Regions from separate parts of the Homo sapiens genome. Here region 1 is linked to region 2. Evidence: chromatin contacts called from ENCODE Hi-C or POLR2A ChIA-PET data. All regions are on one chromosome and are shown on one strand. The core of a region is the stretch at or near the end of the contact, and the rest is flanking DNA. Distances in the headings are between cores, read along the strand shown. Region 1 overlaps ARID4B (AT-rich interaction domain 4B). Region 2 holds the start of RBM34 (RNA binding motif protein 34).

Region 1 (6,616 bases), core at 1,451-3,950, 46 kb before region 2:
ATCACCACACCTGGCTAATTTTTTATCTTTTGTAGAGATGGGGTCTCACTATGTTGCCCAAGCTGGTTTCAAACTCCTGGGCTCAAGCAGTCCTCCTGCCTTGGCTTCCAAAAGTGCTGGGATTATAGACATGAACCAATGCTCCTGGCCATGAAACATGTTTTTCCGGTAAAGAGATTTTCTCAAATAATGTAAGAGTGTCTGTCTTTTTGTTTAAAAATACTGTTTTTAGGCCAGGCACGGGTAGCTCATGCCCATAATCCCAGCACTTTGGGAGGCCGAGGCGGGCAGATCACCTGAGGTCAGGAGTTCGAAACCAGCCTGGCCAACATGGCGAAACCTCATCTCTACTAAAAATACAAAAATTAGCCAGACATGGTGGCAGGTGCCTGTAATCCGATCTACTTGGGAGGCTGAGGCATGAGAATGACTTGATCCAGGGGCACAGAGGTTGCAGTGAACCAAGATCACACCATTGCACTCCAGCCTGGGTGACAGAGCAAGACTCCATCTCAAAAAAAAAAAAACAAAACAAAAAACAAAAAAATCAATTTTCTTGTTAATTTTTACATTTTTCTTTTTTTTCTAACTAAAATGCTGTTTGTTTGTTTGTTGTTTGTTTTTGAGATGAGGTTTTGCTCTTGTTGTCTAGGCTGGAGTGCAGCGCCGTGATATCATCTCACTGTCACCTCCGCCTCCCAGGTTCAAAAGATTCCCCTGTCTCAGCCTCCCAAGTAGCTGGGATTGTAGGCACATGCCACCATGCCCAGCAAATTTTTGTATTTTTAGTAGAGATGGGGTTTCACCATGTTGACCAGACTGGTCTCAAACGCCTGACCTCAGGTGATCCACCTCTGCCCCCGTAAGTGGTGGGATTATAGGCGTGAGCCACTGCGCCCGACCTGTATAAATCTTTAATATAATTTTCATGTATGTCCCTATTTCACAGCTGAAAATGTTGATTTTTGTTATACAAAGGTTAACATTTGGGCAAGTTTGTTTTCTACTGTTGTGATGAAAAAAAGTCATATTTTAACATGTTCACACCACATTTACTGGAAAGGGCTTGAACTCTTTAACCACAAATATTATAATACTCTTACAGAATTTTTCTGATGCAGTGACAGTATCTAAAACTATTGTCTAGCACTATATTACTTACTATGTCACCAAGCACTAGGCATGTTTGGAGTATGCTCATAAATTATTTTTTAAACTCTTCTAAAAATAACAATTTAGAAAAATACATAAAAGTAGAAAGATAAAATTATTGCTGGCCGGCCGGGCACGGTGGCTCACGCCTGTAATCCCAGCACTTTGGGAGGCCGAGGTGGGCGGATCACCTGAGGTTGGGAGTTCGAGACCAGTTCGAGACCAGCCTGACCAACATGAAGAAACCCCATCTCTACTAAAAAAAAACACAAAATTAGCCAGGCATGGAGGCACATGCCTATAATCCCAGCTACTAGGTAGGGTGAGGCAGGAGAATCGCTCGAACCTGGGAGACGGAGGTTGCGGTGAGCCGAGATTGCGCCATTGCACTCCAGCCTGGGCAACAAGAGCGAAACTCCATCTCAAAAAAATAGAAAAAAAATAATAATAAAATTACTAATATTATAGTGTGTTCTCTTTTAGTCTTTTAAAATGTCTCCCTACATTTAAAAAAAATTTAGTTCTGCTTAAGTAGTTTTTAATAGTAGGCTCTCTATTTAACTTTTCTTAGTGATGTTAATATTTTATAGAGAATCTTAGCATAATTATCTAATTGATCCCTTTCACTCTCAAGTTTCTAAGTCGTGTCGTAAATATGGGATTGATTTTTGAAAGTAAGGGTACACATTGAAATTAACATGCCGTAAACTAGTTGAGTGTGTTGGATTTCTTTGTTTAGTAACAACTGAGTGAAACTATCTAGACTAATTGGCATGGAATTTAAAATACATCAATATTTTGTAATAGTGTATCAATACTGATTGAATTTTCTCGCTCATTTCCAACTTGGCTTTCTGTAATCAAAGAGTTGCAAATTTAGTTAGAGAATAATTTTTTGTATGTTGAAGATCACCAGCTGCATTAATGGGAACCCAAAAGTAAAAGAGACACTGTAAAACTTCAGTTGTAAAACTCTTAAATAAGCCACAACAGTTCTAGTGCATGTTAACAGTTACAGAGAACTGAAAATAAGCTAAATTATGCTAAATATATTATTTGAAATTAAAAATGTGTTACATTTAAAAAATATTTTCGCCAAACAAATTAAATCCTCTTAGGAGGGAATGAGTTAGGGGATGAAAAAACCTGGTAAAAGGCTTTCACAAATGAGTAGGCTCAATCCTATTTTTTGCCATCATTCAGTTGCTTTTTATCACACTTTATTCCTTTATTTTCCAAACATAAGTTGAATACCCACTATGTGCCAAATACTGTGCTTGTCACCAAAGATACCAAGAAGTGGTCCTTATTAAGGAATTCATAATAATAATAAATTCTTTATTAAGGTATTGATCCTACCACCCCTTACCTCTTCACCCCAGTTAATGCACTCAGTCTTCCCTTGATATTGCTTACATTCCCTGGCATTATTATTATAATCACTTCTTTTGACTCAAGCTGTTCTTTTTCTCTCCTTTTGCTTTATAGTACTCATCTGACAAAACCACAAGAACCTTGATTAAATCTAACCCTCCAGCTCCTTGCCTGCACCTGTGCAGCCGATCGTGGTTGGAGTAAAGCAAGCAACCACAATGACTGTTCTTATTTTAAATTCATTACTGTGAACCTCAAGTGGGTCCTTAATTCTCTATGTCCTTCTTCCATTCACTTTCCTACTTTCTTAGAAGACTATTTCATACTGCTGCTTATGTCTTCACATCCCCAACATCTCTTCCCTATCCTCATTTTCAGCTGGTGACCTTGCTTTGTACCTACTGAGAGATAGAAACAAGAAAAACATTTCTACACACTTCATAAGATCTGCCTACCTAACTGCGTTTGCTGCCACATTCTCTGTGTTTTCATCTTTAGCCATAGATATACAGTCATGCTACTGTCTGAAGCCAGTCTTCATAAGCATCCCTTCTTGACTGATCAAAGACATGGCCCATTTTCTTGCTCTGTTCTGAGTCATTCCCACTACTTACAGATCTGTGGTTATTTGTCACATCTCAAGGAAAATCTTTTCTGGAGCCTGACTTCTACTGTGACATTTCTTCGCTCCATTTTCATTCAGCAGAACTGTTTGAAAGTTACCTACACTTGTTACTCAGTTTCTCTCCTTTTTCTGTGTAAATCCACTCTCATCAGCCTTTTGTTCACTGTGTCTCCACAACTGTGCTTACCAGGAACACTAGTGACCCTTTGTAGATAAATTCCTCCTGCTTTTCTTGCCCTCTTACGTACCTTATCAGTGGCTTTACAGTCAGTTGATCACTCCTTCCGTGATATGCTTTGCTTGGGCTCCAGCTGCTCCAGCTACAACCATTTTTCTTGTTTATTTTCCTTTTCTTCCTTTCTCAAAATTAAGAAACCACTCCTCAATTATCTTTTCTGTCTTCCTCATCTTTATGTGTTTTCTCCCTTCTAATTTTTCCCCTATTTCTTTCTGATATCCATTTAACATTTTTTTGGTTTCTGTTCCTATTTTTCCAATCCTAACTTGAGTCACAATTCTGATATTGAATTTTTCTAAATTATTTTTCCGAGCCAAAGGAATTTGATCTGGAATATAACTTTCACCTAGGACTCTGGGTAAATTCTTTCCCTTCAACTCTCCTCCCCCTCCTTTTCTTTTTTTCTTCATCGTTCAAGCTTTCTACATTAGGACTACGTTATGTATTATTACAAAAGTGAACTTAATTTTAAAATATGAAAAAAATTTCTGTTTCATATCTATTCTCCTAATATCCCTTACCACATCTAGAAAAGTATTCATTTGGCATATGATAAGTACTAAATGAATGTTGAACTAAATTGGACCTCCTGACAACAAAATGGAAGTAGAGCAGAAGGTAAAATCCAAATAAAAGCCACTGGTTTTTTAAAGTGATACCTATAATAGGGGATTGGGACAGATATGGCTTGACCCTCTCACTGGAGCTGCTTCTCACCTCATTTATATATAACTCTGTGTTTCACATTCTAAGGAACTGTCAAACTTTTCCACAGAGACGACACCGTTTTACATTCTCACCAGCAATGTGTTAGGGTTCCAGGTTCTCTGCAGCCTTGTCAACACTTGTTATTCTCTGTTTATCTCATTGTGCTTTTTTGATTTGCATTTTCCTAATGCAACATTTTTTCATGTACTTGAAATGTAGAGTTGAACATTTTTTCATGTACTTATTAGCCATTTGTATATCTTCTTTAGAGGAACGTCCCTTCAAGTTTTTGCCATTTTTGAATTGGTCAGTTGTTTTGTTGTTGTTGAATTATAGTTCTTCATATATTCTAGATGTTATTCCCTTATCAGATACATGATTGCAAATGTTTCTTTTGTTGCCTCTGCTTTTGATGTTATTTCCAAAGAAACATTGCCAAATCCAGTGTTCTGAAAATTTTCCTTTATGTTTTCTTCTAAGAACTTTATAGTTTTAGCTGTAATGTTTACATTGTTGTTCTAATCTGAGTTCATATTTGTATATGATATATGTGACCTCTTTGGGTTACATAAAGAGCTCATCTCTTAGCAAACAAAATGGAGTCGAGACTGAGAGACTGGAATGAATTTGATTGGAAATATTAATTTTCTGTTACTTTTTAGCTATTCTTAGTCTCCTTTTGTCCTTAAAAAATTTTTAAGTCACTTTTCAGCTTAATTTCTTTGTTCTTTCCTGCTCTAAAATGTTTTGTGTCCTTCATTTTTTTTCTTTCTTATTTCCATGTAATCTGATCCCTGCTGTACTTGAGTTGTGTATGCCATTGGATTTAGGAATATTGAAATAGAGTACAAAGTTGTTCTACTCATTTTCTTTGAAATAATTGTCCTGGTAATGATAGAAAGCAAGGTACCCTGGGAAGTTGTCTGCGTTGTTTCTATAGTACAGAAGTCAGAGGCCTATAAAATGACCATTTGACAGTGGTTTCCATTATCTGTAAGTTTGTATTAAAAGAGAGTGGCTTTTGAGTTAACCATAGATTTTGAGTACAAATGAACATAAACATTTCCTTCATGAAAAAAAGATGATAATTCAGTTATGTGTTGTACTCAAATGGGCTTTAATTTTTCTTTGTGTATTCATCTTAGAATGTTTACTAAACTTGGACCTGTTTCATTCAGTAGTTTCGTAGATTGGCAGGTACATTGATATTTTTGTCTAAGTACGCACAAATAACTAATTCCATACATTTATCAAATATTAACAAAGTACACTTTTGGGGAATTTAAAAAACTTAGCATCTGCATTACAATATGCAATTAATGGCACAGTTAACCATTTGCAGTTGTCTTTGTACGCTTTGGTAAAATGCTGTATTAGTGTTCTTATTATTACATATTACCTCTGCCTAAAGACCTATACTTCCGTTTCATTTTATAGCGTTACATTGCTTAGGAAAACCTATTGATATAATTACTATACCATTCCGTTGAGCTGTTTATGTCAACTCTTAAATATGACTATGCTATAATATTTATGGTTCTGTCATTCTGCTGTTATATTCTTAAGTGTGAGGAATACCATCGCTGTCTCTCTGATGTAGATTTAAGTGTTATATGAAGTAGAAATATGAAATGTTTATATCATACTTAGGAATTTCATTTTATTTTATTTTATTTTGAAGCGGAGTTTCGCTCCGTCACCCAGGCTAGAGTGCAGTGGCATGATCTTGGCTCACTGCAACCTCCGCCTTCTGGGTTCAAGCAATTCTCCTGCCTCAGCCTCCCGAGTAGCTGGGACTACAGGCGTGTGCCACCATGCCCGGCTAATTTTTGTATTTTTAGGAGAGATGAGGTTTCACCATGCTGGCCAGGCTGGTCTTGAAATCCTGACGTCATGATCCGCCTGCCTTGGCCTCCCAAAATGTTAGTCTTACAGATGTGAGCCACTGCACCCGGCAGGAATTTTATTTTTGAATAATATACTACTTTTTTGTTTCATTTTATTGTAGATACATGATTAAAAGTATTAATTGTGATCAGTTGTTATTTTCATATATCTTGTTTTAGATAGTCAGATTAAAATACATATAAATTGAGATTATATAAAATTCATAAAGTAGGTAAATATTGATAAAATTGCTTATGAAGTTTATAATTAATAATGATTAACACTGCTTTTTATCTTGACTTGGTGTTTTTTTCTATTATTTTGTCATACTTTTATTTATTTAATTCAGGTGGGGAAATCCCTTTCCATACTAAGACAGTACAAATTTCCACTTTAGATGTGAGGTTCTTAAAAACTAAGTAAGTTAATTATATGACATACATTAACTTTTTTGATTATAGAGAGGCAAGATATAAAATACATATTGTGCAACAATTATTAAATGAATCTATTCATTATAGAAAGCAAAATATAGATGATTTTAACATTTACTTAATGGTTGGTTATTAGATTTTTATCTTATCTATACATATTTCAAAGAGTGAGGTTTCAAGTTTATATTAATTTGATTT
Region 2 (6,441 bases), core at 1,257-3,756:
TATCTGCTACCTAGCTGGGCACAGTGGGTCATACCTGTAATCCCAGCACGTTGGGAGGTCAAGGCGAGCGGATCACCTGAGGTCAGGAGTTCGAGACCAGCCCGACCAACATGGAGAAACCCTGTCTCTATTAAAAATATAAAATTAGCCAGGCATGGTGGTGCATGCCTGTAATCCCAACTACTCGGGAGGCTGAGGCAGGAGAATCGCTTGAACCTGGGAGGCGGAGGTTGCAATGAGCCAAGATCGTGCCACTGCACTCCAGCCTGGGCAACAAGAGTGAAACTCCGTCTCAAAAAATACACAGAATAGAATTCTATAATTCTAGAAATATAGAATATAATTTCTTCACTGGACTGGATAGAACAGATTTTTGAGTTGTATCGCATGCATGTATGGATAAGCTTTCTTCATCTTTGTGAAATACCAGAAGATCAAGATTATGGGAAACCAAAATAAGGGGCCCAGTAATCAAAACCCAGGGCCGAGCAGTTGAATATTGTGGATTTTTTTCATAAATTTCTCTGAAGGGGGAAGTAAAAGTCACATATATTCCCAGTCAACTTGGTTGAGTAGCTTTCAAAAAGCTTAGGCTGTCCCCAAAAGACTCAAAGTCAAATCCTGGCTGGATGCAGTGGCTCACGCCTGTAATTCCAACCCTTTGGGAGGCCAAGGCAGGAGGACTGCTCAAGCTCAGGAGTTCAAGACCGGCCTGGGAAACACAGTGAAACCCCAATCTCTATTTAAAAAAAAAAAAAAAAAAAAAGGCCAGGCGCGGTGGCTCACACCTGTACTCCCAGCACTTTGGGAGGCTGAGGTGGGCGGATCACAAGGTCAGGGGTTCGAGACCAGCCTGGCTAACATGGTGAAACCCGGTCTCTACTAAAAAAATACAAAAATTAGCTGGGCATGGTGGCATGCACCTGTAATCCCAGCTACTTGGGAGGCTGAGGCAGGAGACTCACTTGAACCCGGGAGGCGGAGGTTGCAGTGAGCTGAGATCGCGCCACTGCAGTCCAGCCTGGGCGACAGAGCGAGACTCTGTCTCCAAAAAAAAAAAAAAAATTAGCTGGGCATGGTGCTGCTGCTTGCAGTTCCAGCTACTCCGTGGTGGGAGGATGGCTTGAGCCCAGGAAGTCAAGGCTGCAGTGCGCCGTGATCTCACCACTACACTCCAGTCTGGGTGACAGAGCAACACCTTGTCTGAAAGAAAATAAGAACAAAGTCAAATCCTATTTTGCCACTCAAACTATTGGATGATTTAACTAGTAATCTTTTATTACCCTGAGAGTCAATTTAACAAATATTCACTATGTACAGCTAATAGAGACACAGCATACATGATGAATAAAACATAATCCTTACTGTCTTGCCTTTACATCTAAAGAGACTGTAACTAACACTAAAGCAGACCAAAAATGATTATAGTAAGTACCATGGGGGCTTGGGAAAATATCCCTATTGTAAATAGCAAAGAATTTTTTTTTTTTTTTTTTTGAGCCAGGGTCTGCCGCTTAGGCTGGAGTGTAGTGATGCGATCACAGCTTACTGCAGCCTCGACCTTCCAGGGCTCAAGGGATCCTCTTGCCCGAGCCTCTCAAAGTGCTGGGACTACAGGCGCCGAGCGCGAAGGTGCCCGTCTAATTTCTTTTCTGTAGAGAATAAGTCTCGCTAGATCGACCAGGCTGGTTCAAACTCCTAGTCCTCACGCAATCCTCCCACTTCGGCCTCCAAATGTGTTAGGATTACAGGCGAGCCACCGCACCTGGCTGCAAAGAAATACTAAGTTAGACAGTATCTGAGGTAGGCCTTGAAGGATGGACATTATTTTGCAGAAGGGGAAAGAGGAGGGCAATTACAACAGAGGGGACAGGAATAACAACTGTAGAGGCAGTGGAGAAAGCAGGCTAGAATGTCAGGGGCTGGAGGGAGATGAGTCTGGGAAGACGGGCTGAGAACACCTTGAAGCGTTTTGAATGCCAAGTATCTACTTTTCCAGGTAGAATAGCAGGTCCGCATTACAATCTTTCGAATTGTATGTTGACGTGACTCGTTAGAGTTGTGGTTTTTATTTTGGAATAATGTCATGTTTCAGACAAGTTGCAAGAAGAGTACAAAGAATTCCTTTGTACTCTTCACAGCGATTAGCAAATTGTAAACACCCCACTGCGTTCACCCCTAACCGCATTTCTTGCCAAACCTCCCTCCCTCCTTTTCAACAAGTCAGTATTCTACGTGTTTCTCTCTCGGCTTGGGTGGACACCCCGCTCCTAGCCTGGCTGATTCTTCACACTGCAGGCTTCAACCACTCCCAGAAGACGTCCTTCACTCCCAAAATGAGGCTTTTCTGAAACGGCGAGGACCACCAACCGACGGCGACAAACCTGCTCCCTCACCCAGCGCCTCCCTTCGCCGCCGCCCGGCGGCCGACTGCCGGAGGGGAGGGGGCGTGGCCAGAGAGCGGAAGTGCCCGGAACCCGGAAGTGCGAGCTGGCGCGCAGCTGCAGTCTGGGAGTCTTTGGAGTAAGAATGGCCTTGGAAGGGATGAGCAAACGGAAGAGAAAGAGAAGTGTCCAGGAGGGGTGAGTGGCGCGCGGCACGAGTACCTGGGGAGGGATGTTGTACGTTCCCTCGTGCTGGCGAAGCGGTGGTGCGTGGCGTGGCTGAGTTTCTGTCGTCCATTTCTAGAGAGAATCCTGACGACGGCGTTCGCGGGAGTCCGCCGGAAGACTACAGGCTTGGACAGGTCGCCAGTAGCTTATTTCGCGGCGAACACCATTCCAGAGGTGGCACCGGTCGGCTGGCGTCCCTCTTCAGTTCTCTGGAGCCCCAGATTCAACCCGTGTACGTGCCTGTGCCTAAAGTAAGTCACTGGGCTTTCTTCCCGAATAGCTCGTTAGAACCACTTACATACAAAGCAATCTTCTTACCTACCGCGTGAAGCGTGATTTCTAAAGGGGGCAGACAGGATTCATTTTAAGTAACCTTTCATGACTCTTACATACCAGTGAGAGAGAAGAGATTCTCATTTAGAAAGACTGAATTATGGCTTAGGGTCAGAATTCTAGAAGTATGGGGTCTCAAATATAACTTCAAACTTTTAAAAAGCAAACCATCAAAAAAACGAAACGGAATGAGGAGGAAGAAAGTACATCCCAGATTGAAAGACCACTTTCGCAAGAACCTGCCAAAAAAGTGAAAGCGAAGAAGAAACACACTAACGCAGAAAAAAAGTTGGCAGACAGGTTGGTAAAATTCTCTTATTTGATGTTAAAGAAATTAGATGGTAAATTAACATTCCTATACTTGGAATATTCGTCAGTTTTATTTCATATTTCTACTTTCTTTCAAAACTTTTATTATGGAAAATCCAGTACATATAGAAAAGTTGAAAAGGCTAAGAAACCCCGTGTACTCAGCATCAGCAATTACTAATATTTGGCTAACCTTTTTGTATTTTTACCCCACTCATATACCCCCTCATTATTTGTTTTTGTTTGTTTTGAGATGGAGTCTTGATGCCACGCCCAGGCTGCAGTAGAGTGCAGTGATCTCAGCTCACTGCAACCTCCGCTTCCCAGGTTCAAGCGATTCTCCTGCCTCGGCCCTGAGTAGGTGGGACTACAGGCCTGCGTCACCATGCCCAGCTAATTTTTGTATTTTTAGTGGAGACAGGGTTTCACCATGTTGGCCAGGCAGGTCTGGAACTCCTGACCTCAAGCGATCTGCCCACCTCGGCCTCCGAAAGTGTTGAGATTACAGGTGTGAGCCACCTCGCCCAGCTACCACCTCATTATTTGGAAGCAAAATGAAAATTTATGTTTCATCTATAAATATTTCAGCATGTATATAAAAGAATTTGGTTTGCGTTTCTTTTTTTTTTTTTGAGACGGAGTTTTGCTCTTTTTGTCCAGACTGGAGTGCAGTGGCCTGATCTCAGCTCACTGCAACCTCCACCTCCCGGGTTTAAGTGATTTTTCCTGCCTCAGGCCTCCCGTGGAGCTGAGATTACAGGTGCCACCATGCCCGGTTAATTTTTTGTGTTTTTAGTAGAGACAGAGTTTCATCATGTTGGCCAGGTTGGTCTTGAACTCCTGACCTCAGGTGATCCACCCACCTCAGCCTCCTAAAGTGCAGGGATTATAGGCATGAGCCACTGCACCTGGCCTGGTTTGCTTTTTAAAAAAAAAATTTTTTTTTTTTTTTTTGAGCTGGAGTCTCACTCTGTCGCCAAGGCTGGAGTGCAGTGGCGCAATCTTGACTCACTGCAACCTCCGCCTCCTGGGTTCAAGTGATTCTTCTGCCTCAGCCTACTGAGCAGCTGGGACTATGGGCGCGCCATCACACCCAGCTGATTTTTGTATTCTTAGTAGAGACGGGGTGTCACCATATTGACCAGTCTGGTCTCGAACTCTTGACCTCATGATCCACTTGCCTCCGCCTCCCAAGGTGCTGGGATTACATACGTGAGCCATCACACCTGGCCGAGTTTGGTGTTCTTAAATTTATTCATTTCCCTCATTAACTTTTTTTTTTTTTTTTTGAGACAAGGTCTGGCTCTGTCACCCAGGTTGGAGTGCAGTGGTGCGATTGCGGCTCACTGCAATCTTTGCTTCCCAGACTCAATCCAGCCGCCCACCTCAGCCTCCTGTGTTGCTTAGACTATAGGCATGCCCCACCATGCCCAGCTAATTTTTGTATGTTTTGTAGAGACGGGATTTTGCCATGTTGCCCAGGCTGGTCGCAAACTGCTGGACTCAAGTGATCCAGTCAGCATTTTTTTTTTTTTTTTAGTAAAAAAATAGAAACAGGGTCTTGCTATGTTGCCCAGGCTAGTCCTGAACTCCTGGGCTCAAACCATCCTCCTACCTCCGTCTCCCCAAGTGCTAGGATTACAGGCATGACCCACCATGCCCGGCCAGCATAACGTTGTTTAACAGTGTATTTGAATCAAGATGCAAATAGTGATCCCATCACGTGTACCTAGCTAACAGTCTTCATTCCTCTCTTCTTTGCCACTCTCCTCAAGCCCCTTATTTCCTTTTCCCTTTTCTCATTTCAACTGAAGACCTTTGTACCAGTTCTGGAGCTGTTAATCACTGACAGTTGGGAACTGCTACTTTTTGTCCTATTTAAACTTAATGCATCTGTACACAGCCATATTTCTTCCCCTCTTTCTTAGAGCAGAGTGTCTTCCCTCTTGTCCAAGATTAACTCAACCACCTGGGTGCTGTGTGTACCACATATGTTCTGCCTTTTTAGGGACTGTGCCGTCAGATCCATCCACGTTCGCCTCTTTCCCTTATCCCTCGTTTTTTTTTGTTTTTTTTTTTTGTTTTGAGATGGCGTTTCACTGTTGTCGCCCAGGCTGGAGAGCAACAGTGCAATTTTTGCTCACTGCAACCTCCGCCTCTGGGTTCAAGCGATTCTCCTGCCTCAGCCTCCTGAGTAGCTGGGATTACAGGCGCCCACCACCACACCCAGCTAATTTTTGTATTTTTTTGGTAGAGATGGGGTTTCACCATGTTGGCCAGGCTGGCCTTGAACTCCTGACCTCAGGTGATCCACCCGCCTTGGCCTCCCAAAGTGCTGGGATTACAGGCGTGAGCCACCGCGCCTGGCCCTTATCCCTCTTTCTGCTAATATAGACGTGCTCACGATTCTAATCTTTAAAAAGGACATTCCCCCTAACCGCCAAAAAAAAAAACCCATGTAATTGCATGTCTCTGTTTGCTACCATTCCCACAGTCCTTCCCTTCAGTCTAGCTTTTAAGAAAAGTAGTCTGTTCTTGTACTCTCTCCCTTCTCTTGATCTGTTCACCCTTCCACGCACTTGGATTCTGGTGGTGGTGGGTTTTATTCTCCGTCCTGACTGTGCCACTGAAGCAGTGCCCACTGAGGCCACCCTGACCTCTCATATGTAATGGGCAGTGCAGCTTTTGTCTTATGAGTCCTCTGTTACCTTTCACGTGGCTGCTTTTCTTGTTGAAGCTACCGGATTCTCTGAGAGAAATCTCTTCTGATTGTCCTCTTGCCAATTCTTTCTTAGTGTTACTGTGGTATCTTTTCCTCTGACTACTCTTTAAATGTGCATTTCCCTCAGGGGTCTCATTCTTGGTCATGTTCTTGTGACCCTTTGTCACCCTTTGTTGGGGGCAGTATCTCTTGTGCCCACCGTGATCTCTCTCCTGATCTCCAGACATGTATGTTTGTTTGCCTCCTGGCATTTGCACCTCTTTATTCCATATGTACCACCAGGTAAGAATGCTCCACTGGGAGCTCATCATTCTCATCAGTCCTGTTCCTTGGCATGAGCGCTACCACTAGCCTTCTAGTTGCCTAAGTTAGTGGCCCGAGAGTCATCCTGTCTTCTTTCCTCTCCTTGCTTAGCTAATCAGTTGCCGAGTCCTGATGATGCTGTTTTTTAATTATCTCTTTAAT

Evidence for each region. A loop is a pair of places that touch in the nucleus more often than their neighbours do. ChIA-PET counts read pairs that join two places held with the same protein, here RNA polymerase II (POLR2A). Pooled maps may share reads with other maps.
Region 1: a map of CD4-positive, alpha-beta T cell shows a loop between it and region 2 (4-fold over the local background). The contact joins the enhancer-like site here to the promoter of RBM34 in region 2. A Hi-C loop is called at or near these places in 5 of 168 maps with a recorded cell type or tissue (CD4-positive, alpha-beta T cell, CD4-positive, alpha-beta memory T cell, CD8-positive, alpha-beta T cell and 2 more) and 10 of 50 pooled maps. POLR2A ChIA-PET finds 5 or more read pairs at or near these places in 21 of 52 experiments (B cell, BJ, CD4-positive, alpha-beta T cell and 17 more).

Annotation. Positions count from the first base shown.
Region 1 is chr1:235,203,480-235,210,095 of GRCh38, reverse strand. The region is part of intron 17 of ARID4B (AT-rich interaction domain 4B); the gene reads left to right. Among named protein-coding and RNA genes, the nearest start is that of MIR4753, 17 kb to the right of the region's middle. Within about 2 kb of position 2,700, at least 2 of the 41 ENCODE cell types and tissues checked have a DNase peak (open chromatin) inside an H3K27ac peak, as active enhancers do; they include CD4-positive, alpha-beta T cell and CD8-positive, alpha-beta T cell, where a contact is called at or near this core.
Region 2 is chr1:235,157,315-235,163,755 of GRCh38, reverse strand. RBM34 (RNA binding motif protein 34) reads left to right here and starts at 2,506. Exons shown (of 11, transcript NM_015014.4): 1 at 2,506-2,582; 2 at 2,689-2,863; 3 at 3,109-3,245. The coding sequence starts at 2,530. RefSeq lists enhancers at 2,172-2,351, 2,053-3,252, 3,539-4,143.